Linked DNA regions of Homo sapiens: region 2 is linked to region 1. A link is a loop called in an ENCODE intact Hi-C map of the cell type or tissue named here. Cell type or tissue: psoas muscle. All regions are shown on one strand. Links, peaks and the distances in the headings refer to the core of each region. The heading gives the core; the rest is flanking DNA. Region 1 overlaps OSBPL9 (oxysterol binding protein like 9). Region 2 overlaps OSBPL9 (oxysterol binding protein like 9).

Evidence for each region. A loop is a pair of places that touch in the nucleus more often than their neighbours do. Peaks named below come from ENCODE experiments on the same cell type or tissue, not always from the same donor. Only the 100,000 strongest peaks of a DNase experiment are listed, where the experiment ranks them.
Region 2: it touches region 1 in a loop (2.5-fold over the local background); 76 of 110 quality-filtered maps call a loop at or near these places.

The regions. Positions count from the first base shown.
Region 1 is chr1:51,763,547-51,775,138 of GRCh38, forward strand. It overlaps OSBPL9 (oxysterol binding protein like 9), which reads left to right. Exons shown (of 24, transcript NM_024586.6): 12 at 2,276-2,435; 13 at 8,524-8,636; 14 at 9,059-9,177. Among named protein-coding and RNA genes, the nearest start is that of MIR761, 67 kb to the right of the region's middle. In psoas muscle, for the core only: a CTCF peak has its summit at 5,617 (motif pointing left); no DNase peak of the experiment used is centred there; H3K27ac peaks cover 1,410 bases.
Region 2 is chr1:51,627,009-51,638,600 of GRCh38, forward strand. The region is part of intron 1 of OSBPL9 (oxysterol binding protein like 9); the gene reads left to right. Among named protein-coding and RNA genes, the nearest start is that of OSBPL9, 16 kb to the left of the region's middle. In psoas muscle, for the core only: no CTCF peak of the experiment used is centred there; a DNase peak (open chromatin) is centred at 10,273; H3K27ac peaks cover 6,103 bases.

The DNA of each region.
Region 1 (11,592 bases), core at 2,511-10,510:
TTTTCCCGGGTAGGATTTTTCCTGTGTAATGATGAATAATTACCCTGTGATTTAAAAAATTCGAATTAGTAAAAGTACTGATGCTATTACTTTGATCTTTACTATTTAACAGCATGGGCAGTTGCCTTTGAATTTTGAAAGAAAAAAAATAGCTCTCTTACTTGAAGCTCTTGGGAAAAGGCTGATAAGCAATTTGAATAATGAAATTGAAATATTTTGGCTGACTTCTGTATTTCCTGAGCTGTGTCACCTCTTCTTCATTTAAAAAATAGTACCTGTTTGTTGTTGTTCGTATTTTTATGTTGGAATTTTGAAACAACCAAAATTCCAAAATTTTTCTGTTTGGAAATACGTAAAACTAGCAACAGACTTTGAGAAAGTGAGAAGCTCTTCTTATGTATATTAATTTTTGTAAAAATTACTTCCAGAAGATAATCTTCTGAAAACTATTTCAGTTGAAGGTATTTCAAAAATCTAACACTTTAGAGTAGATTTAAAGAAAAATTTAAAATTAAATTCCTGTGATTTATATCTTATTTGATTTTTCATCCTAACTTCATTTTCTCCACTTTTCTTTCCCTTACTTCTCTTGTTAATACAAAAAAGAAATAAAGGAATAAGATAAAATGTTTGCTCTCCTAAGTAAATCTCAGATCTTTTGTTTGCAGTTCCCACTCAAACTTTTCTTCTTAGATACAGTTTCACTTGTGTGATCACCTGGAATATTTGCATGCTACTTAATCATTTGCAATTCTTGATCAATTTTTTTTTTATTCCAATAAGAAAAAGCTGCTTTTCTCTCTTACTTTTTCTGTTGGGTAATAAAAAGAATATGAAGTTATTTACTAATAAGGTGAGCTACCTTTGGAATTTCCAAAATAAGCATTACCTTTTAGGGGTTAAACTTTTTGTGTTATCTTTTTAAAATACCTTTGTGAATATGATGACTAAATGTGGCAAACTGATGTGCTTTTTTTCACAACTATTGAACCATACATATAGGAATGGGCAAAAAATCCGTAAGTGACTCTGGATTCTTTTTTTTTTTTTTTTGAGACAAGGTCTCACTCTGTTTACCCAGGCTGTAATGCAATGGCACAAACACAACTCACTGCAGCCTCGACCTCCTCAGATTAAGTGATCCTGCCCCAGCCTGTCGTGTAGCTGAGACCACAGGCACATGCCACCATGCCCAGCTAATTTATTTATCTATTTTTTTAAGAGATGGGGCTCTCACTTTGTTGCACAGGCTGGTCTTGAACTCCTGGCCTCAAGCAGTCCTCCCAACTGGTCCTCCCAAAGTGCTGGAATTACAGGCATGAGCCATTGTGCCTAGCCTGGATTCATTTTTATTGCTGTCTTCAATTTCTTCCAGAACTGTGGCCCTGGCTTTCAGATTGCCATCAGTGTCTTAATAAACTTTAGTCTTCACCAGACATCTGTAGATTAGTATAAATTGCCTGACTGACAGCCCTTAAATGCTCAGTAAGTTAAATTGATCTTAATACTCCATTTGTCGATTGGTTTGATACTTTTTTGTTCTTGCTTTACTAGTAGATAAGGTACCAGATGATCATCTCAGAGATTAGATGGCAGGCTTCTTTGTCTGGGTCTTCATTAATTTCCATTTCTTTAGTTAGACTATTTAGGAATAGAAAAATGTTCTTCTGAATCTTTTCATTTTCTGCATTCTTCTCATCGTAGTCCTCTATTTTTATCTCCACCTCTGAGCCCCTGACTTAGGTGGAAAAGAGGAGAGGAATTTGGATGGTGTGTGTATTTTCCATGTGATTGCCAAAAAATATTGAATGATAGGAATGTGATATCCTGCAATATTTTAATGTTTATGTGGTCTTAATATTCTTTTCATTTTGCATTCCCAGTGGCTCACTGCTGCATTTTTAGGTATCTGGATCTGCAGTGTAAAATAAGAGTCCCGGCATCCCATTGTAATCATATCTGTTGTTGGACTTGCAACTCCACAACTCATATAATCAAAAGGGCCCCCTTCCTAGTATTAATGATAATCTTTAATTATAGAATGAGGACATAGCTTTTTGTTTCATTTATTTAAAAGGCTGTGTCCTCATTTTATATCATGATTTGCCATTTTCTGTGTGGAGTTTAAATGTTGATTTTCTTTATAAATACTGTAGCGACTTTTACAAACTTAACCAAACTCTTTTTTGATTTTAGAAAAGTCTGCTTTGACTCCATCTCCCTAGTTTCTTCTCTTTCACCAATATTTTTCTCTAAAACCCTTTTAACTTCCTAGGCAGTGGCCATTCACCACCGAGTAGCAGTCTCACTTCTCCAAGCCACGTGAACTTGTCTCCAAATACAGTCCCAGAGTTCTCTTACTCCAGCAGTGAAGATGAATTTTATGATGCTGATGAATTCCATCAAAGTGGCTCATCCCCAAAGCGCTTAATAGAGTGAGTAGATGAACAGAATATGTATTTAAATGATTCTCCTGATTTTTAAAAATCTAATTTGATTTTGAGACTAGTGTTAATGACAGACTTGCCTCATCAGTTATTATTTGGGAAAATTAAAAGGGCAACCTTTTTAATAGAAGTTTTTTTATTGATGTATAATAGTTGTATGGACAACTTGTTTTTGGTTGGCTTATTGAGCAAAGCCAGTTCTGTGAGAGTTTTGATTTTAGTCCTAAGTTAATCCAAGTGGAATAAATAGCATCACCTATAGTAATGTGCCAGCGTTATTAGTTGAACCCTGGCCGTTTCTACAGTACCAACATTAGGAGAGGGTCCAATGAGAGTGAATAAGCTATGAAGCATTATACAAATAAGAGGTTTCTATTACTTTTTTCTTTTTTTAATTAGAGTGGAAATATTCAACACCTATCAGCCAGGCACTGTGCTAGGTTGATATCAAGGTTACAAAGATCCAGGCCCTGCCCACAGGGAACTTTTGGGGGAATAGGCAGACATTTATAATCTAATGAAATACGTGGTATGGTATCTTAGTCCCTTTAAGCTGCCATAACAAAATACAGTAATCTAGGTAGCTTATAAACAACAGAAATTTATTTCCTACAGTGTTATGGAGCAAAAGGGGCTTGCTGCCCAATGTGCTAGAAGCCATTACTAAGTCCCAGGTTTTTGAGGAAAGAAAAGCTTTTTATTGCAAGTCTACTTACAGGGAAATGGAAGTCCACCTCAAATCTGTCTCTCTGCACTGGCTTTAAGGCACTAATTTTATTTAAAAACGTTTAGGGAGGCCAAGTGTGGTGGCTCACGCCTGTAATCCCAGCACTTTGGGAGGCTGAGGCTGGCAGATCATGAGGTCAGGAGTTCGAGACCAGCCTGACCAACATGGTGAAACCATCTCTACTAAAAATACCAAAAAAAAAAAAAAATTAGCCAGGCATGGTGGTACATGCCTATAAATTCCAGCTACTCAGGAGGCTGAGGCAGGAGAATCACTTGAACCTGGGAGGCGGAGGTTGCAGTGAGCTGAGATCACACCACTGCACTCTAGCCTGGGCAACAGAGCAAGACTCTGTTTCCAAACAAACAACAACAACAAAAACAGTTTAGGGAGCCAGGTGTGGTGGCTTATGCCCCTAATCTCAGCAATCTGGGAGGCTGAGGTGGGAGGATCAGTTGAGCCCAGGAGTTTGAGACCAGCTTGGGCAACATGGTAAAACCCTGTCTCTAAAAAAATACAAAAATTAGCTGAGTGTGGTGGCACACGCCTGTCGTCCTAGCTACTCGGGAGGCTAAGATGGGAGAATCTCTTGAACACAGGAGGTGTAGGTTGCAGTGAGCCGAGATTGGGCTGCTGTACTCCAGCCTGGGTGACAAGAGTGAGACTCTGTCTTAAAAAAAAAAAAAAAAGAAGTAGAATTACTGATTTACTTTCATTTTACTTGTGTTTGTTGTAGATGTATTAATAGCTTAGTTTTTGTTGGGAATTACTTCTAATTCTGCTTTCTCAGGGGACTGTTACTATACTGTTACTATAGCTAGGGTTTTTGCTTTTTAACACAGTACAAATTTGGAAATAATTAAATGTAAATTTGCAAGCCAATTACCTTCAGCCAGTCCTATGTGGTCTAGGTGAATATATATAGTTAAGACGTGGAAGGGAGGTTTAAATCTACAACTAAAGAAGGCCAGTGTAGCAGAAAGGGCTTAGTTTAGCATATTGGTTTCTTTTTTTCATTTTGAATGTTAAAACATAAACTATTGAGAAACCATTGTTAGCAGTTTGCCAATAGAAATTTAATTTTGGAAAAAAAGTTTTTATAATAATGGGGTTAAAAGAAAATAAGCATTTGGAAGAAAATTCGAAAATGAAAGGTTATTATTAATTTTTGAAGGGTTCAGTCATTATTTTATTTAAAAGAGAATTAAAGACCGTCTTTTTTTTTTTTTTTTTTTTTTTTTTTGAGACACAGTCTTTGTCGCCCAGGCTGGAGTGCAGTGGCGCCATCTTGGCTCACTGCAAGCTCCGCCTCCCGGGTTCACGCCATTTTCCTGCCTCAGCCTCCCGAGTAGCTGGGACTACAGGCGCCCGCCACCACGCCTGGCTAGTTTTTTGTATTTTTAGTAGAGACGGGGTTTCACCGTGTTAGCCAGGATGGTCTCGATCTCCTGACCTCATGATCAGCCCGCCTCGGCCTCCCAAAGTGCTGGGATTACAGGCATGAGCCACCGCGCCCAGCCTTTTTTGAGACGGAGTTTTGCTCTTGTTGCCCAGGCTGGAGTGCAATGGTGCAATCTCGGCCTCCTGGGTTCAAGCAATTCTCCTGCCTCAGCCTCCTGAATAGCTGGGATTACAGGTGCCCACCACCATGCCCAGCTAATTTTTGTACTTTTAGTAGAGGAGGGGTTTTGCCATGTTGGCCAGGCTGGTGTCGAACTCCTGACCTCAGGCTGTCCGCCTGCCTCGGCCTCCCAAAGTGCTGGGATCACAGGCATGAGCCACTGCACCTGGCCTAAAGACAATACATTAGCTATTGTTCTAAAAAAGTGCAATTGAATGTCACTTGCTAGTAAATCACTCATGTATCCATCCTTTAAAAGCATATGACTGTATTCAGTAAAAGCTTGATAATATGTGGTTAGCTCTTGGTAACATCACTGATAGACACTCTCTGGCTCCGTTTTGAGGGATTCTCCCAAAATTTCTATGAAATCGAAACATTTAAAACACCTGTTGTACCTGTAATAGGCAGGTCTACAAAGTCATGCACAGGCTCATGGGCTTCTTCTATTCCTGCTGTTAAGGTTCCTTCTATGCTCTCCCAGTACCCTGTCCCATAATAAACACACAGTTCATGAACATCTCTTTGAAAGGGTCCAGAGTTAAGTTTTTATGTCCAACTAACCCACTCTGTGTTCCTTTTCTCCCTCAATTTCACTCTTCCTTGTTTGTATATTCTAATCTAGAAGCCCAAACCAGTAAGGACTGCAGATGTTTTATTTGGGCAGCACAGTGTTCTGTTGACTTGTTTTTTGTTTTGTTTTAACAAGGCTTTAGATTCTTTCAGGTTGGGTATGCTGACTCCCCAGTTCCATATATATCTTATGTCTTGGTCCTATCCACATATTCTCTGCCTGGCATCTGTAGCTATTTGAGCTTGTGACACCTGCTGGTCATCAGCTGCTACTGCTGATTTTCTAACTGAGGTCAAATTTCTTTTTACTATTTTTTGTTTTTCTCTTTCTGAAGGAAGAGAACTTGAAAGCTTAAGTCCTTTCACTGTTCTTTTTCTAAAGACCTATACTAATGATAGCTTCTGTGTAACTATGGCACTGAGCACTGTAGTTTACACATTTATAAATTAGATAAAAGTACATGTTGGAAAGAACTTGTACTTTGGAGCCAGACGTGTTTGAAATGGCTCCACTACTCACCAGCTGTATGACTTCAGACCAGTCATTGAACCTCCGAGCGTCTGTGTATTATGAGCGTCATTGTGTTTTCCTTAGGGTTGTAATGTAGATATAGACATACCGTGTATGGTGCATACAAGGTACTCGATAAATTATTATTATAATTCATAGCTTTAAATTGTTTTTGCATACTTTATGATTTTATGCCTAAATTCTAGACAACTTAGCCCATTGCAGATAAAACTTTCCTGTATACATAGGTGTTGTTTTTAACTGTTTTCTTTATATCATTTGTTCTGAACAAGGTAAATTATGAAATGGCTGAAAATTTATCCCATTTTTTTTCAATTTACAGTCTTACTGAGTATTTCACTTGGCTCAGACATGGTTTCTAATCATGGGTAAGGAGAAAAAACACAGCATAAATAGGACCTTTGAAATTACATCTAAAATAAGATTCATATGTTATAGGATTTGGGGTTTTTAGGTCAATTGATTTAAAAGATTGACTCTATTTTGAGATACATCACAGAGGCACAAAGCATTTTAAAGGTAACTTTCATGCTTTTTTTTGAGACAGAGGGTCTCACTCTATCACTCAGGCTAGAGTGCAGTGGCACGAACACAGCTCACTATAGCCTCAACCTCATGGGCTCAAGTGATCCTCCCACCTCAGCCGCCCCAGTAGCTGGAACCACAGGCACACACCACCATGCCCAGCTAATTTTTTTTTTTTTTTTGAGACAGAATCTCACTCTGTCGCCCAAACTGGAGCTGGAGTGCAGAGGTGCGATGTCGGCTTATTGCAACCTCCACCTCCCAGGTTCAAACGATTCTCATGTCTCAGTCTCCAAAGTAGCTGGGACTACAGGCGCATGCCACCACGCTCGGCTAACTTTTTGTATTTTTAGTAGAGATGGGGCTTCACCATGTTAACCAGGCTGGTCTTGAACTCCTCACCTCAAGTGATCTGCCCACCTTGGCTTTACAAAGTGCTGGGATTACAAGCCTGAGCCACCATGCCCAGCCTAATTTTTTATTTTTTGTAGAGATGGGGTCTCACCATGTTACCCAGGCTAGACTCAAACTCCTGGGCTCAAGTGATCCTCTTGCCTTGGCCTCCCAAAGTGTTGGAATTACAGGCGTGAGCCATCATGCCTGGCCCCAGTTCTGTCATTTAATGATCATTTGATTTCTCTTACCTGTATCTTTTAGACATATTTTCCATTGCCTCTCAAAACTGGTGAGGTGGACATTAGTTATAATACCTTGTGATATATACTACTAAATAATCAAAGAAGTAATACTTAGTTACTCAAGAAATTTTGAAAAATAGGTAAGTAACCAGGGCAAACTAGAATAACATAATATATTCTAATTTTAGAATATCCTAATATTCTAGTGTTCTAATACAGGCAGAGCCCAGAGGATTTTTACAGCAGTGAAACTATTCTGTATGATACAATGGTGGATACATGTTGTCATATATTTATCAAAACCGATAGAACAGGCAACTCCAAGAGTGAACCCTAATATAAACTGTAGACTTTGAGTGATAATGATGTGTCAATGTAGGCTCATTGGTTGTAAGAAATATACCTCTCTGGTATGGGATGTTGATCATGAGGGAGGTTTGCAGGTGTGGAGACAGGGAATGTATGCATGCTGTCTATATTTTCTGTTCAGTTTTGCCATGAACCTAAAACTGCTCTAAAAATAAAGTTTATTAATTTAAAAAAATTAAAAGAAGTTAAGTAACAAGGGCAAATTATGATTAGATTAGAATACATGTTTTCGCACGTGTAGAGTTGTAATAAGACTCATGTGTACTGTTTTATAAATATCTAAAGCGTGAGAAATTTGATTTCAATTTTTACATTTAATAAGTAAATTGTGTGCCTTTTTTATTTTTCCTTTATTTATATACAAATACCAACTGGGTGTGGTGGCTCACACCTGTAAACCCAGTGACTTGGGTGGCTGAGGTGGGAGGATCACTTGAGGCCAGGAGTTCGAGTCCATCCTGGGCAACATAAGGAGACCTTGTCTCTTAAGAAAAATATAAATATACGTGCGTGTGCGCGCACACACACACACTTCCATCGGTAAATTATGATCACAGGTATGATAATCTATTAATAATAGAATAATCTTTCTTTAGACCTGTTAACTGGCTCATAAAAGCCAGTTAGCATGAATTTACTTGCATAAATAAGATGTTTTTTTATTTTATAATTTCAAGTACAGTTTTTTAATGATTAGGAAGAGTGTTAATACCAATGTGGGCTTTTATTAAAGGATCTCAAACATAAAGACAAGACATGTTTCTGAGACTTGCCGTTTCTGGAATTGTTGCCAAGAATTGTGACATATTTAGATTTATACCCAGTAACAAAATCATAAAAGGAACTCTAGTTTTAAACTTAAATGCAGAGGCAAAGATCTCACTAATTTTTGATGACTTCTAGGTCTTGACTATCAACATGGCTTTGTTGAGCACATCCTGTGCATAAAGGATAAGACAAGAGACCTTGTCATCAAGAGAATTCTAAAGCATATATATGCATGCATGTAACCAGCTAACTGTACGAGTCTAGCTTACTATGATTCTAAATTGCTTTCTTTAGCTTAAATAAGGTAATTAATGTTTTTATAGTTCTTCTGGATCTGCCTCAGTCCTGACACACAGCAGCTCGGGAAATAGTCTAAAACGCCCAGATACCACAGAATCACTTAATTCTTCCTTGTCCAATGGAACAAGTGATGCTGGTAAGTGACCTTTGATAATTTAACTTTTTTTTCTTTAAAAATATTTGTGGCCAGATGTGGTGGCTCATGCCGTAATCCCAGCACTTTGGGAGACCGAGGTGGGCAGATCACTTGAGGTCCGGAGTTCAAGACCAGCCTGACCAACATGGTGAAACCCCATCTCTACTAAAAAAATACAAAAAATTAGCTGGGCATGGTGGTGCGTGCCTGTAATCCCAGCTGCCAAGGAGGCTGATTCAGGAGAATTGCTTGAACCTGGAAGATGGAGGTTTACAGTGAGCCAAGATCGTGCCATTGCACTCCAGCCTGGGCGAAAGAATGAGACTCCATCTCAAACAAACAAACAAACAAAATTGTAATTCTAGTATCAGGACAGATTGGCCCAATTTAGCACCATTCTAATAAGATCTGCTTTATTTTAGACCTGTTTGATTCACATGATGACAGAGATGATGATGCGGAGGCAGGGTCTGTGGAGGAGCACAAGAGCGTTATCATGCATCTCTTGTCGCAGGTTAGACTTGGAATGGATCTTACTAAGGTAAGACCAAATTTGCTGTAAGTCTGTGTGGGTATGTATGGATTCTCAGTGATTGCGTGGTGAGTGTGCCTGCAAATGTAGTAAAATGACATAATTTCTTTTTATACCTGTGTCTTCTTGTGATTTAATATAGATGTAGATAAGTAAACAAAATTTTATAAATGATGAAATAAGTCAAGCTAGGATAATTTCATAGAGAACAGTGTGTATGAGTTGTATGGATTAAGATTTGGTAGAGTTCTAATCTTAGGGTCAGAGGATCTGTGTTTTCGTCCTACCTCTAATATTAGCAAACCACGCACGGTCTTCAGTGAGTTTCTTCTGTTTCTTCCTCTGTGGACTTCAGGGTTCTCTATGCAAATTGGACACATAGTAACCTGTTTCAGAGGGTTATTGTAAGGATTGGAAGAGGTAGTAAATGTAAAATTGTGACATATTTGTGACCTCTGTCTCCCAGGTTCAAGCGATTCTCCTGCCTCAGCCTCCTTGGTAGCTGGGACTACAGGCACGCAAAATGACACATATTGAGTCATGCAAAATTACCATAGTCTGGATTTGAATTTGAATTTAAACTTGGAGCTCTCAACAGAATGCATGCTTGAATTAGGAGACTGGTGTATGGGTGCCTTTGTATATTCCTGCCACTGTGCTAGAAAACCCCCTCCTTTCACTTAATTCTCACCACAGTACCACAGAGTAGGTGTTATTAACTTCATTTCATCAGGAAACTAAAACTCAGAAGTTAAGTAATGTGGCTGAGTCGTGTTAAGTCATATTAAGTGGCAGACTGAGATTCTAATCTGCTCCATGATTTTAAAACCTGTAATCTTTCCACTACTGCCTTTGTCTTGAAGGCTTGAACTGTATTAACTTTCATATTGATTATTGTTCTGCCGAGCTTTGGGGAGTTGATTAAATTTAGAGTTCTCACTTTTGTTAGGGCAAAATCAATTCCAGTGTTATAGTCTTTGTCAGTAGTGAACTCCTTTTTGTTTTGGATTTAGAGGGCCATTAAGAAAAAGACTAATTCATAATACCTTCAAGTAAGTGTCTGTAATAAAACCTTTTACCCCTAATCTAAGTGAGAACAGAGACACAAGGACAACTTTTATTTGTGGAGCCCAACACACTTACTAGGAATGTTCTAGGTAGGAGAACATTTGCAGGAGTTTGTCCCCGGAATTGCTTCAGTAATCATTAGATTGTACAGCTGCTGGCGTTGTTGTTGTTGTTGTTGTTGTTGTTGTTGTTGTTGTTAGGAAGGACGTTGTTTTCCAGGAGTGGCTCATTAGGCTTCCTGTTGAATCTCATTGGCCAGTATCAGGCATATGCTCGTGCCTAAACCTGCCACTGGCAAGGGGGAGGCTAAATGATTGGTTTAAATGAATCCACATTCACCCCTTGAGACGTGGAAGAGAAGGCCATGGCAGCCCACAGCTGAACCTGAACTGAATCAGAGTTCTTGGGGGTGAAGCATGGATGGGGAGAGGCAACCAGATGTATTTGCCACAATCAAGTTTGTAATTCTTGCCTCACATAATTTTCTCTGCCAAATAAACCATATTTGAGTCCATAGCTGCTAAAAGCTTGTTATATTATAAATGATATTATCATAATTATTTTTTACTGAATGTGTTTAAAATAAGTCATTTTTGAAATTTTTATTGGCACAAATGGCTGTGATTGCCAACAGATTCTGAAATCTTGGTTCCTTTTATGCATTCCAAAGTATTGTTACAATAATGCCTTAAATTTGTGTCTTTTATAAGAATGTTTTCTCACTTCAGATACTTTCCAAAAAGAGTTTGTTTTCCAAATACTTTGTAGTTTTTAAAAATACTACACAGTCACATCCCATTTAACCTCACTCAGTCTTTAAAATAAAAGAACCCTAACATATAAGCAGGGCATGTAATTATCTTCCTTTTCAGGTACTTAGAGAAATTGAGTTAATTTTTCAGGGCCTCCTCACAGCTAAGAAGAGGCTAAACAAGCTCTTGAACCCAGGTTGAAGACAGCTAAACCCAGCTCTCTTCATCACTGTTACAGCAGTTTGACTTAATAGCATGTATCAGTATAGCACTACAAACATTGAAGAAAATCTGTTAAATAAGAGTTCTCAGAAAAATCCTAAGTAGAAGAAAAAAATATTTATTTTTTTTAAATTACGTGTGAAATTAAACTTTTTAAAAATGTTTTTTGGCTGTTCAGTTCCTTTGTCCATTTATCTACTGGAGTAGTGATCTTCATCTTGAGTTGTAAGAGCTGTTTATACATTAAAGGTATTTATCCATGTTTTCTTCTTCAGCATTTTTACTCGGTGGTTTATAATTCTGCGTTATCTAAAGTGGTAAGAAGTTGTACCAAGGCAGTATATAAGCTTCCCTGCTAATCTAACCCTATTTGGATTATGAA
Region 2 (11,592 bases), core at 2,464-10,463, 140 kb before region 1:
TGTTTGTTTATTTTGAGACAAGGTCTTTCTCTGTTGTCCATCCTGGAGTGCAGTGGCACAATCATAGCTTATAGCAGCCTCAAACTCCCAGGCCAAGTGATCCTACCACCTCAGCCTCCTGAGTAGCTGGGACTACAGGCTTGTGCCACCATGTGGGCTACTTTTTTTATTTGTAGAGGATGGGGTCTTGCCATGTTGCTCACACTGTTCTCCAGCTCCTGGGCTGAAATGATCCTTCTGTCTCAGCCTCCCAAAGTACTGGGATTATATGTGTGAGCCACTGCACCTGGCTAGTTTTTTTTTTTAATATGGAATGAGGTAAGGGTCCACCTTTATTCTTTTGCATGTGGATATCCAGTTGTCCGAGCATCATCTGTTGGAAAGACTTCTTTCTCCATTGAATTGTTTTGGCATTCTTGTTGGCAGTTAACTAACCATAAATGTGAAGATTTGTATTTAGACTGTCAGTTCTATTCCATTGACTTATTTGTCTGTACTTACGCCTGTACTATACTGTCTCAATTACTGTAGCTTTGTAGTAAGTTCTGAAATTGGGAAATGTAAATCTTCTAACTTTCTTTGTTCTTTTTCAAGATAGTTTTGGCTATTCTGGATCCTTTGAATTTACATATGAATTTTAGGATGGACTGACTTTTTCATTAATGTATTAACATGTTCATCTCTCCTACTTTGAAAAATGTCTCTCCTAATTCTGTTTTTTTTTTGAAAATATCATCCTAACCTGTCTTCCTCAATATACATTTGTGTATTGAAATGCCTGTCTCTGTTAGTCCATCTTGCATTTACTCGACAGCACTCTTTTTTACCTCCACATTTCACTGAAAATTCCAGCAGAGGTCCCCAGTGATAGCTTTGTTGCTAAACCCAATGGGTGCTTTTTTCGCTCTTAATCTTAGCACTGTCTCCATAGCATTTGATGACACTGGTTACTCTTTTACAGCTTTAAAAATTGTTTTACTGTTCTTGAAGAGATGACATTGTACTCTTAATTATTTTTCTACCACTGTACTAATGAAGGCCTACTCTCAATTTTTTTTTTTTTTTGGAAAGGACTATTGCAGTATTACTCTAAATTTTTAAAAGAAGAGTCAAACTATAGTGAAAGGTCTATACAGTAGAAGGAAGAAAAGTCACACCTGAAATCCTACTTATCTGTGTTTTGGAGAATAGCTTTCCTAACAACTCTTTATGCACAAATACACATCTGTGTACTTTATATAAATGGAATCATTTTATACATGATATTCTACAACCTAAAAGCATTTTAAGATTTTTCTGTGTAAGTTATTGTACCATTTTGTATTGTATTTCTTCAAGAGGCAAATGAACAAAAGATAACATTTTTTCTTCATCTTTATTTAATAAGATCTCAGTCATCTGGCTTTGGGAAGTTAAAATTCCTACGCTGGCCTGGTGCAGTGGCTCGTGCCTGTAATTTCAATACGTTGGGAGGCTGAGGTGGGAGAATTGCTTGAACCCGGGAGGTGAAGGTTGCAGGGAGCTGAGATTGCGCCACTGCACCCCAGCCTGGGCGACAGAGCAAGACTCCATCTCAAAAAAATAAAAAAGAAAAGAGAAAAAGAAAAATATCTAAATTTTTTATTATGACTTTACTATGACTTTGTGATCTGCTTCAATTTATCTTTCTTTTTTTCTTTTTTTTTTTTTTTTTGAGATGGAGCCTTGCTCTGTTGCCCAGGCTGGAGTGCAGTGGCGTGATCTCGGCCCACTGCAGCCTCTGCCTGCTGGGTTCCAGCAATTCTCCTGCCTCAGGCTCCTGGGTAGCTGGGATTACAGGTGCGTGCCACCATGTCCAGCTAATTTTTGTATTTTTAGTACAGACGTGGTTTCACCATGTTGGCCAGGCTGGTCTCCTGACCTCAAGTGATCCACCCTCCTCGGCCTCCCAAAGTGCTGGGATTACAGGCCTGAGCTACCATGCCCGGCCTTAGCTTAACACTCTCTATTCACTTGAGCTTTTCTTCTGTTCCTTTGAAGTTCTTCAAACTTGTTCTTGCCTCAGGGCCTCTGAATGTTTTCTGTCTTGGACAGGTCTAGCATGGTTGATTACTTCTTATACAGGTTTTCATTCATATGTCACTGCTCAGAGAAGCCTTTCTATAACAAACCATCTAAAGTAGGCCTCTCACCCTCAGTTGCTATCATAATCATCTCGTTTGATTTTTCATGGCATATATTGTTATTGCTTTATTTTGTTTCTCTTGCTTATTGTCTGTTTCTGTCTTGTATGAATAGAATGTAAGTTCCATTAGAACAGAGACTTTATTTATCTTCATCATTTTATCTCCAGCATCTAGAGCAGTGCCTGGCACTTAGTGGCTTTTCAGTAAATATAGTCATGGGTCGCTTAACAATGGGGCAGGAGTGTGGGGAGATATCTTCTGAGAAATTTGTTAGGTGATTTTATCATTGTGTGGATGTCATAAAGTGGGCTTACACAAACTTAGATCATATAGTTTACTACATACCTAGTCCATGTGGTAGGCTGCCACCCTGTACAGTGTGAAACTGTATGGGCAGGCCAAAGGGAAAACTTCTTGGCCTTTGGAGGTTCGCTGAAATGCAACTGACAAAAGGCAGATTCATAGGAGAAAAGGCATACAAATTCACTAATGTGGCTCGGTGCAGTGGCTCATGCCTGTAATCCCAGTGCTTTGAGAGGCTGAGGTGGGTGGATCACCTGAGATCAGGAGTTTGAGACCAGCCTGGCCAACGTGGTGAAACCCTGTCTCTACTAAAAATACAAAAATTAGCTGGGTGTGGTGGTGTGCGCCTGTAGTCCCAGCTACTTGGGAGGCTGAGGCAGGAGAATTGCTTGAAACTGGGAGTTGGAGATTGCAGTGAGTCAAGACTGTGCCACTGCACTCCAGCCTGGGCGACAGAGCCATATTCCATCTCAAAAAAAAAAAATTATTAATGTGCATGGGGGAGGGGGAGTTATGGAGTGATTACCCCAACCCCCTAATGGAGTACAGTAATTTATATACCCTTTTTCACAGGGGACGGAGGAGATGGGGAGTGTAGACAATTCTTTTAAAGGGTACTAAATGATTACTGGGGGGAATGAATGAATCAAGGAGACAGAAAAGTCCATCCAGGTGTAGTTGCATTTCTCAGTCTTCTTTTCTGTGATAGATAATGAGATTTCAGAAAGGGGATAGAAGACAATTGTGGTTTTTTTGGTAAGATGCTTTTTTGGTCAGATAAGGAAATGCCAGAGAGTCTCTCCCGGCGCTGGGTCAGGGAGAAACAAGACAAGGTTAGAGGGACCTTGATCCTAAGTTTTATTTCTAAGGCCTTTCAATTTTCAAAAGCACCATGCCCAAGTGCCATATTTTCTGGGTTAGTCGTTTTCTGCACTACAACATTACTGTACTGAATACTGTAGGCAATTGTAATATAATGGTAAATATTTGTGTATCTAAATGTATCTAAGCATAGAAAAGATACAATAAAAATAGGTATAAAAGATAAAAAATGGTACACCTGTATAGGGCACTTACCATGAATGAAGCTTGCAGGACTGGAAGTTGTTCTGATGAGTCAAAGAGTGAGTGGTGAGTGAATGTGAAGGCCGGGGACATTACCATACACTACCATAGACTTTATAAACACTGTACATTTAGGTAACGCTAAACTTACAAAAAAAATTTCTTTCTTCAATAAATTAACCTTAGCTTACTGTAGTGCTTTACTTGATAAACTTTTAATTTTTTTAAAACACCTTTAATTTTTGTTTTAACTTTTTGACTCCTTCGTATTGACACTTGGGTTTAAAACACAAGCACATTGTACAGCTGTACAAAAGTATTTTCTTTCTTTATATGCTTATTCTATAAGCTCTTTTCTATTTATAAGTTTTCTTATTTTATGTTTTTTATTTTAAGCTTTTTCTTGTTAAAAATACAACTGCCCAATGGGTTCTTTCTGCCCACTGCGCAAAGAAAATCAGTTTGTGGAGACCATGGCATTACAGTAAAGAAAGTTTGACACGAGGCTGGCCTCACTCTGAGGTTAGGGATTTTTCAAAGATAGTTTGGTGTGCTGGGGCCTACAGTATGGGGAGTGCTGATTGGTTGGGTTGGAGCTGTCCTCTTGTGCTGAGTTGCTTCTAGGTGAGGCCACAGGAGCAGCTGGCATGTCCATGTGGGAGCCATCAGTTGTCAGACATGCAAAAAACTTGAAAAGATATCTCAAAAAGGCCAATCTGGCTGGGCATGGTGGTGCATGCCTGTAATCTCAGCGCTTTGGGAAGTAGCAGCAGGAGGATCATTGAGCCCAGGAGTTTGAGACCATCCTGGGCAACATAGTGAGACCCCATCTCTACAAAAAACTAAAAAAATTAGCCAAGCATGGTGGAGTGTACCTGTGGCCCCAGCTACTTGGAGGCTGAGGCAGGAAGATCGCTTGAGCCCAACAGGTCGAGGGTACAGTGAGCTATGATCATGCCACTGCATTCCAGCCTAGGCAACAGAGCAAGACCCTGTCTCAAAAAGAAAAAAAAAAGACCAACCTTAGGTTCTTCAATAGTGATGTTATCTGCAGAAGTAATTGTGACGTCCAGAATAATGGCTGACAATCATTTATGTCTATGCCTTAGCAGGATTCAGGCTCCTCTAATCTCCTAGCCTGGTGGTCTCTCTCATTAGATTTACAAAGGCAGTTGAGTTTTGGGGAAGGATTATTATCATTTAAACTATAAATGTCTCCCAAAGTTAGCTTGGCTTAAGCCTAGAAATAATTGCAGCTTGAAAGCTAAAGGCAAGGGGGCATTGGCTAGATCAGGTCTCCCCAACTGCCATAATTTTCTCACTGATAGAATTTTTGCAAAGGTGGCTTCAAAAAGTAAGATACAAAAACATTAGCAGAGGTCTACATAGGCTCAGTATCATCAGTATCACTGTCTTCCACCTGTACATCTTGTCCCACTGGAAGGTCTTTAGGGCAATAACTCACATGGAGCTGTCATCTCCTATGATAACAATGCTTTCTTCTGGAATCCCTACTGAAGGACCTACCTGAGGCTGTTTTACAGTTAACTTTTAAATATATCTATATATACACGTATATATAAATAGAAGGCATATACTCTAAAATAACAATAAAATACAGTATAGTAAATATATAAGGTAATGTACTTATTATCAAGTATTATGTACTGTACATAATTGTATGTGCTATATTTTATACGTCTGGCAGCACAGTAGGTTTGTTTATAACAGCATTGCCACAAACATGAGTACAGCATCATTAGGCAATAAGAAATTTTCAGCTCCATTATAATCTTACAAACAGTTCTGTGAAGTAATTGGTATTATTTCCTTTGAACAGTGAAGACATTGAAATTTAAGAGGATCCCATAGTAGTTTCTATGTGGGTGATCAAGGTCTAACTTCAAATAGAATGTTCTTTCTGGGATACACTAGATTAATAGTGATTAGAATGATGATAAACCTGTTATCACTAGTTTGCTGGCAGATGATAAATAATTTACATCATTATCACAATTAAATAAACTTTCTGCAGAGGCCTTTGTAAATTACAGTGATCTATTATAATGCTAGGTTAAGCAAAGACTCTTCCTCTTACCTCAATGGAAAGCCTGCGATGGGGGGAGAAGTGGCGGGGACCAGATACTAAAGTCTCAGAATTTGTGAGTGATGGGTTTTTTATGTTTACATGGCATAAGTATAGAAAGGCAGTGGCAAATTATCAAAGAAGATAGGGTCTACCTTGGAATTTTATCACCTGAAAGAGGAGTAAGTTTAAATTTCTGACAGGCAACATCCTCTGTGACTAGTTAAAATGAAAGTCATTTTAACTCTTCTGCCTTCATTTCTTTTTGGAAACCCATGTATTTTGAAGTAAAGTTAGACTTGATTAAAAAAAAATGAGAGTTTTTAAATTGCCTTTTAAAAAATACTTTTCTCTTTTTTTTGAGACCGAGTCTTACTCTGTCCTCCAGGCTGGATCTTGGCTCACTGCAACCTCCACCTCCTGGGTTCAAGCAATTCTCCTGCCTCAGCCTCCCAGGTAGCTGGAATTACAGGTGTTCGCCACCACGCCTGGCTAATTTTTTTATATTTTTAGTAGAGACGTGGTTTCGCCATGTTGGCCAGGCTGGTCTTGAACTCCTGACCTCAGGCGATCCACCCGCCTTGGCCTCCCAAAGTGCTGGGATTACAGGTGTCAGCCATCTCACCTGGCCACTTTTATCTTTATTATAAAAGTAAAATAAGGCCAGGTGAGGTAGCTAACACCTGTAAACCTAGCACTTTGGAGGCCAAGACGGGAGGATTGCTTGAGCCCAGGTGTTCAAGACCAGCCTGGGCAATGTAGGGAGACCCCTGTCTCTACAAAAAAATAAAAAATAAAAATTATCCAGGTGTGGTGATGCATGCCTGTGGTTCCAGCTACTGGGTGGGGATGGGGGAATGGGTGCGAGGTAGAAGGATCAATGAGCCTGGGAAGTAGAGGCTGCAGTGAGCTGTGTTCCTGCCAGTCCACTCCAGCCCGGGCAACAGAGCAAGACCCTGTCTCAAAAAATAAAGTAAATAAAATAAAATAAAATAAAATAAAATAAAATGAAAACAGGGTCTTGCACTCTGTCACGGGGGCTAGAGTGCAGGGGCATGATCATGGTTCACTGCAGCCACAACCTCCTGGGCTCAAGCAGTCTTCTTACTTAAGCCTTCAGAGTACCTGGGACCACAGGTGTGAACCACCACACCAGCTAATTTTAAAAAAACCATTTTGTAGAAATGGGGCCTCACTATGTTGCCCAGGTTGGTCTCAAACTTCAGGGCTCAAGTGATCTTTCCACCTCAGCCTCCCAAAGTGCTGGGATTACAGGTGTAAGCCGCCTTACCTGGCTTGGAAATAATTATTAACAGTTTTTCATTGCAAACATTTTTCCTGAGCCCCAACCTCCAGATTTGAACAAGGAGCTTTTGGAGCATAGCCCCATTCTAAATTGGAGTCTATAGGATGAGACTTGGAATTAGGACTAAGCATCTGAAATTTCATGGGTCTAGCTGTTGTTCTTGCTAACCACATTTTTGTGTGTTGCACAAATTTTTCTATCTTCTATACATTTTTGTAGTGTTCTTCTTGTTCCCTTTTTATAATCTTGTTATTCTGGGCCCTCTATTAGTCTTTGCTAAATAGGGAAAAAGGTCCTTGGGCAATTTTTGGTAGAGGAGTGAACTTGAATGTTAATAATGGATTGTCATTTCACAGTTTGGTGGGAGAAGTACTGATGGTGGAGGAGCATAAAACAGAGTTTAACACTCCCTCATTATTTCCTTTAATCAACTCTGTGAATAAACACAAGTCAATATTTAGTATTTTGGGTGGTATGTGAAAAACAAAACAAAAATAGAAAATCTGTGTCGAGGTTGTAGGGAAGTTGAAACTTTCCCTCTGAAGGTTTGAATCCAAGTCGGCTGAAATGAGTTGACAGTCGCCAGATTAACAGGAGAAAAGGTATACAAATTTATTCACGTGCATAAGCATGGGAGCCATACAAAATATGAGACTCAAAGAAAGGCCAACTGAAGTTTTATACCATGCAGAAAGGAATAGAGGGTTAAGGGTATCCTGGGGTTGTGGGGAAGGGGTTGCTGCAGTGTATGAGAGTGAGAGGAGGAAACATGGTGTATTAGTCTGTTCTCACGCCGCTGACAGAGCCATACCTGAGACTGGGTAATCTATAAAGAAAAAGAGGTTTAATGGACTCTCAGTTCCACATGGCTGGGGTGGCCTCACAATCGTGGTAGAAGGCGAAAAGCATGTCTTACGCTGGGGCAGGCAAAGAGAGAATAAGAACCAAGGGAAGAGGGAAACCGCTGAAAACCATCATATCTCATGAGACTTTTTCACTACCACAAGAAACAGTATGGGGGAAACTGGCCCTATGATTCAATTATCTCTCACCAGGTCCCTCCTACAACATGTGGGAATTACGGGAGCTACAATTCAAGATGAGATTTGGGTGGAGACACAGGCAAACATATCCCATGGCCAGCAAGGGCTGGGCCGTCTTGTTATGCAGGAGAAATCTCTCAGTAGATCATTTTACCTGTGGGAAAAGTTTCTCTGTCAGACTTCGAAAAGTGTGTCAAGAGCAGAGTGTGATGGGTCATACCTATAGTCCCAGCCACTGGAGAGGCTGAGTTAGGAAGATCCCTTGAGCCCAGAAGTTTGAGTTCAGCCTGGGCAACATAGATAGACCCCATCTGTATTAAAAAAAAAAATGTCAGAACTTTGGTCTCCTTTTCCTGTGAGGTAATCTTCCTAGATTAGATAAGGCAGATAAGGAGGTCTCAGAAAAAGGTGTTTGCACCTCGCTGTTACTCCACTAATGTAGATTACCTCTGCAGATACAAGTCTCCCCTACCAAAGTACAGCTTTTCAGAGTTATTCTCGTGTCTGCAGCCCCTCTGAGAATAGCTATCTCAAAATATGCCAAAGAAGTATATTTTGGGGTGGTATATTTTGATTTCCTTCAAGGTGCAGCATATATTACTAACATGCTATCAGTAGTTTGCAGAACTTGGGCTACTATTTAGTTTTTAATATTTAACTTTATAAGGGATGCAAAAACCCTAAGTCATCATGGCTGTGCTTAATTGAGCTCCGTGAAAGTGGTTCTCTCCACTCACCTGTTGTCCTGAAATTCTGACTTGAAGATAAAATTATCCTTTTTTAAAAACAGTGAAAAACCTGAGACTCGACAATGTTATAGGCCACTAGATCAAAGTCCATATGTCCACAATCCTCTGCCTGCAATTTTGAAATCTCTACAGCCCTGAATTAAAAAGATTTTTCCCCCTAAATTTATGATACGCTCATTTGGAAGTAAAGCCTATCTTGAACTGATGTGTGGCTATTTATAATCTTTATCATGCTTAGTGTAAATATTTGTTTGTTGTACTATAGATATATTAATATGCTTGGTTGTGGAATTAATATCCTTGGCTACCCTAGACCTCACTGCAGGTGACACAATTTATGTACTGTATGTATGTATATGTGTGTGTGTGTGTGTGTGTGTGTATCCTTTCTAAAATCAATCCTTCCTTCCTTCCTCTCTCTCTCTTGTTTTTTTTTTTTTTTTTTTTTTTTTTGAGACAGGGTCTTGCTTCGTTATCCAGGCTGGAGTTTAGTGGCATGATCATAGTTCACTGTAGCCTCAAACTCCTAGGCTCAAGTAATCCTTCCACCTCAGCCTCCCCAGTAACTAGGAATATAGGCATTTGCCACCTCTCCTGGATGCCACTTCATTCTTTTTTTTTTTTTCCCTTTGAGACAAAGTCTGGCCCTATTACCCAGGCTGGAGTGCAATGGCATGATTCAGCTCACTGCATCCTCTGACTCCTAGGCTGAAACCATCCTCCCACCTCAGCCTCCCAAGTAGCTGGGACTACAGGTGCACACTGCCACACCAGGCTCATTTTTGTATTTTTTGTAGAGATGGGGTTTCACCATGTTGTCCAGGTTGGTCTTGAACTTGTGAGCCCAAGTAATCCTCCTGGCTCGGCCTCCCAAAATGCTGGGATTGCAGGTATGACCCACCACACCCAACCCAAATTGTCTTACCTTTCTAAAATTGTGAAGGCTGGGCACAGTGGCTCATGCCTGTCATCTTAGCATTTTGGGAGGCCAAGGTGAGAGGATCACTTGAGGCCAGGAGTTCAAGGCCAGCCTGGGCAACAGAGTAACACTCCATCTCTACTTTAAAAATAAATAAATAAATAAATAAATAAAATTGTCATTTCCAAAACACATCTGATCCAAAGGTCTTGGGATAAGGGATGTGGACATGTATTTGTAATCTAGTGACCTAGGAATTTACATGCTAGAGATGGTTCAGAAGTCAGCATTACCGCCCTCTGAGGCACTGCTGAGAGGCTTTACAGGGTGACATACTCCTCTGAATTCAGAAAGATCACTGATTTTACACCCAGCCTTTGTGGTTGAGAAAAACCTTTAAGGAAGACTTAAATTAACCAGGTTTATAGTGACTGTGGTACAAATGTACCTTTGGATCCATACCTAGGTTCAAATCCTGTTTCTCTCACTTGCTATCTGTGAGTCTGTGGACAAGTTACTCCAACCTTTCTGTCACTGATTCCTCAGTTATAAAATGAGTATAACATGCCAGGCATGTTGGCTCACGCCTGTAATCCACCACTTTGGGAGGCTGAGGTGGGTGGATCACATGAGGTCAGGAGTTCAAGAACAGCCTGACTAACATGGTGAATCACCGTCTCTACTAAAAATACAAAATTAGCCGGGCTTGGTGGCGCATGCCTTTAATCCCAGCTACTCAGGAGGCTGAGGCAGGAGAATCAGAGGCTACAGTGAGCCGAGATCACACCACTGCACTCCAGCCTGGGCAACAAGAGTGAAACTCTGTCTCAAAAAAATAAATAAATAAAACTAAATAAAATGGGTATGATAAAAGAACCAATATCATAAGATCATTGTGAGAATTAAATAAAATAGTATTTAAAGCACTAGCACAGTGTCTGGCACATAAGTGCTCAGTAAATGATAACAAAAAGCTAAAGTTTATGGAGGTGTTTGACATAGTAATATTCACTAAATGTACACAGTGGTCACCATTATATGAATCAGTATTCCAATTTATTAATTCACAACAAGAAATATAACTTAAGAAGACTCTACATTTAGGCTATCTAACTGATACATTTATTCTCTGAATGCAAACTCTTTGGGATGCCAAATTATAAGCAGCATCAGACCAAAGTTATATGTTATAGGTATTTAGTGGCATTAGATATTGACATCAAGATGCAGTATCTCCATGTTAGAGACATACCTATTACCAGAATGTAACAGGTTTAATCTTTGGGTCAAAAAAACTTCTATCCTTGCCTTCTGATATTAGTTCTGGCCTTCTTTCTCTAGTTCTAAAATACTTAGTATAATGATCTCCAGGCTGTTCCATCTCTTAAAGATGATCTTGTATATATCTCTGTTTTGATATATGTCTCTTTTCTTTAAGGGAAGGCAGCCTTGTTCCCAGGATCTTGGAGAGACCCCCAAAATCACCATTACCTTGTTTACTGATATATTTTTGTATATTGAATCAATAGACATTAAATCTGATGCTCAAAATGAGACCATCTGTAACTGACAGGGAAAGGAGGGAAGGATGAGATAGTTATCTATGATAACTTGAAGGATGAGTGATGGGGAAAATTTCTCCATTATTGTGAGTCTGTGACTACTCAAGAGTTTTTGTTGGTGTAGCTTTCTGGAAGCATAATGACATTTGGGGCTATTGAGTGTCCCAAGGCAGTAACTGGGGAAGGGTCTCTAGTACATTAAATGCTATCAGGATGGCTTTAGGAGTCCGTGCTCTCTTAAATAGAAAGGAGACTACATTCTGGGTGTGGTGGCTCACACCTGTAATCCCAGTACTGCTTGAGGCCAGGAATTTGAGACCAGCCTGAGCAACATAGTGAGACTCTACCTGTATAAAAAAAATTTTTTTTAAAGAAAAGAAAGGCGGGGCACGGT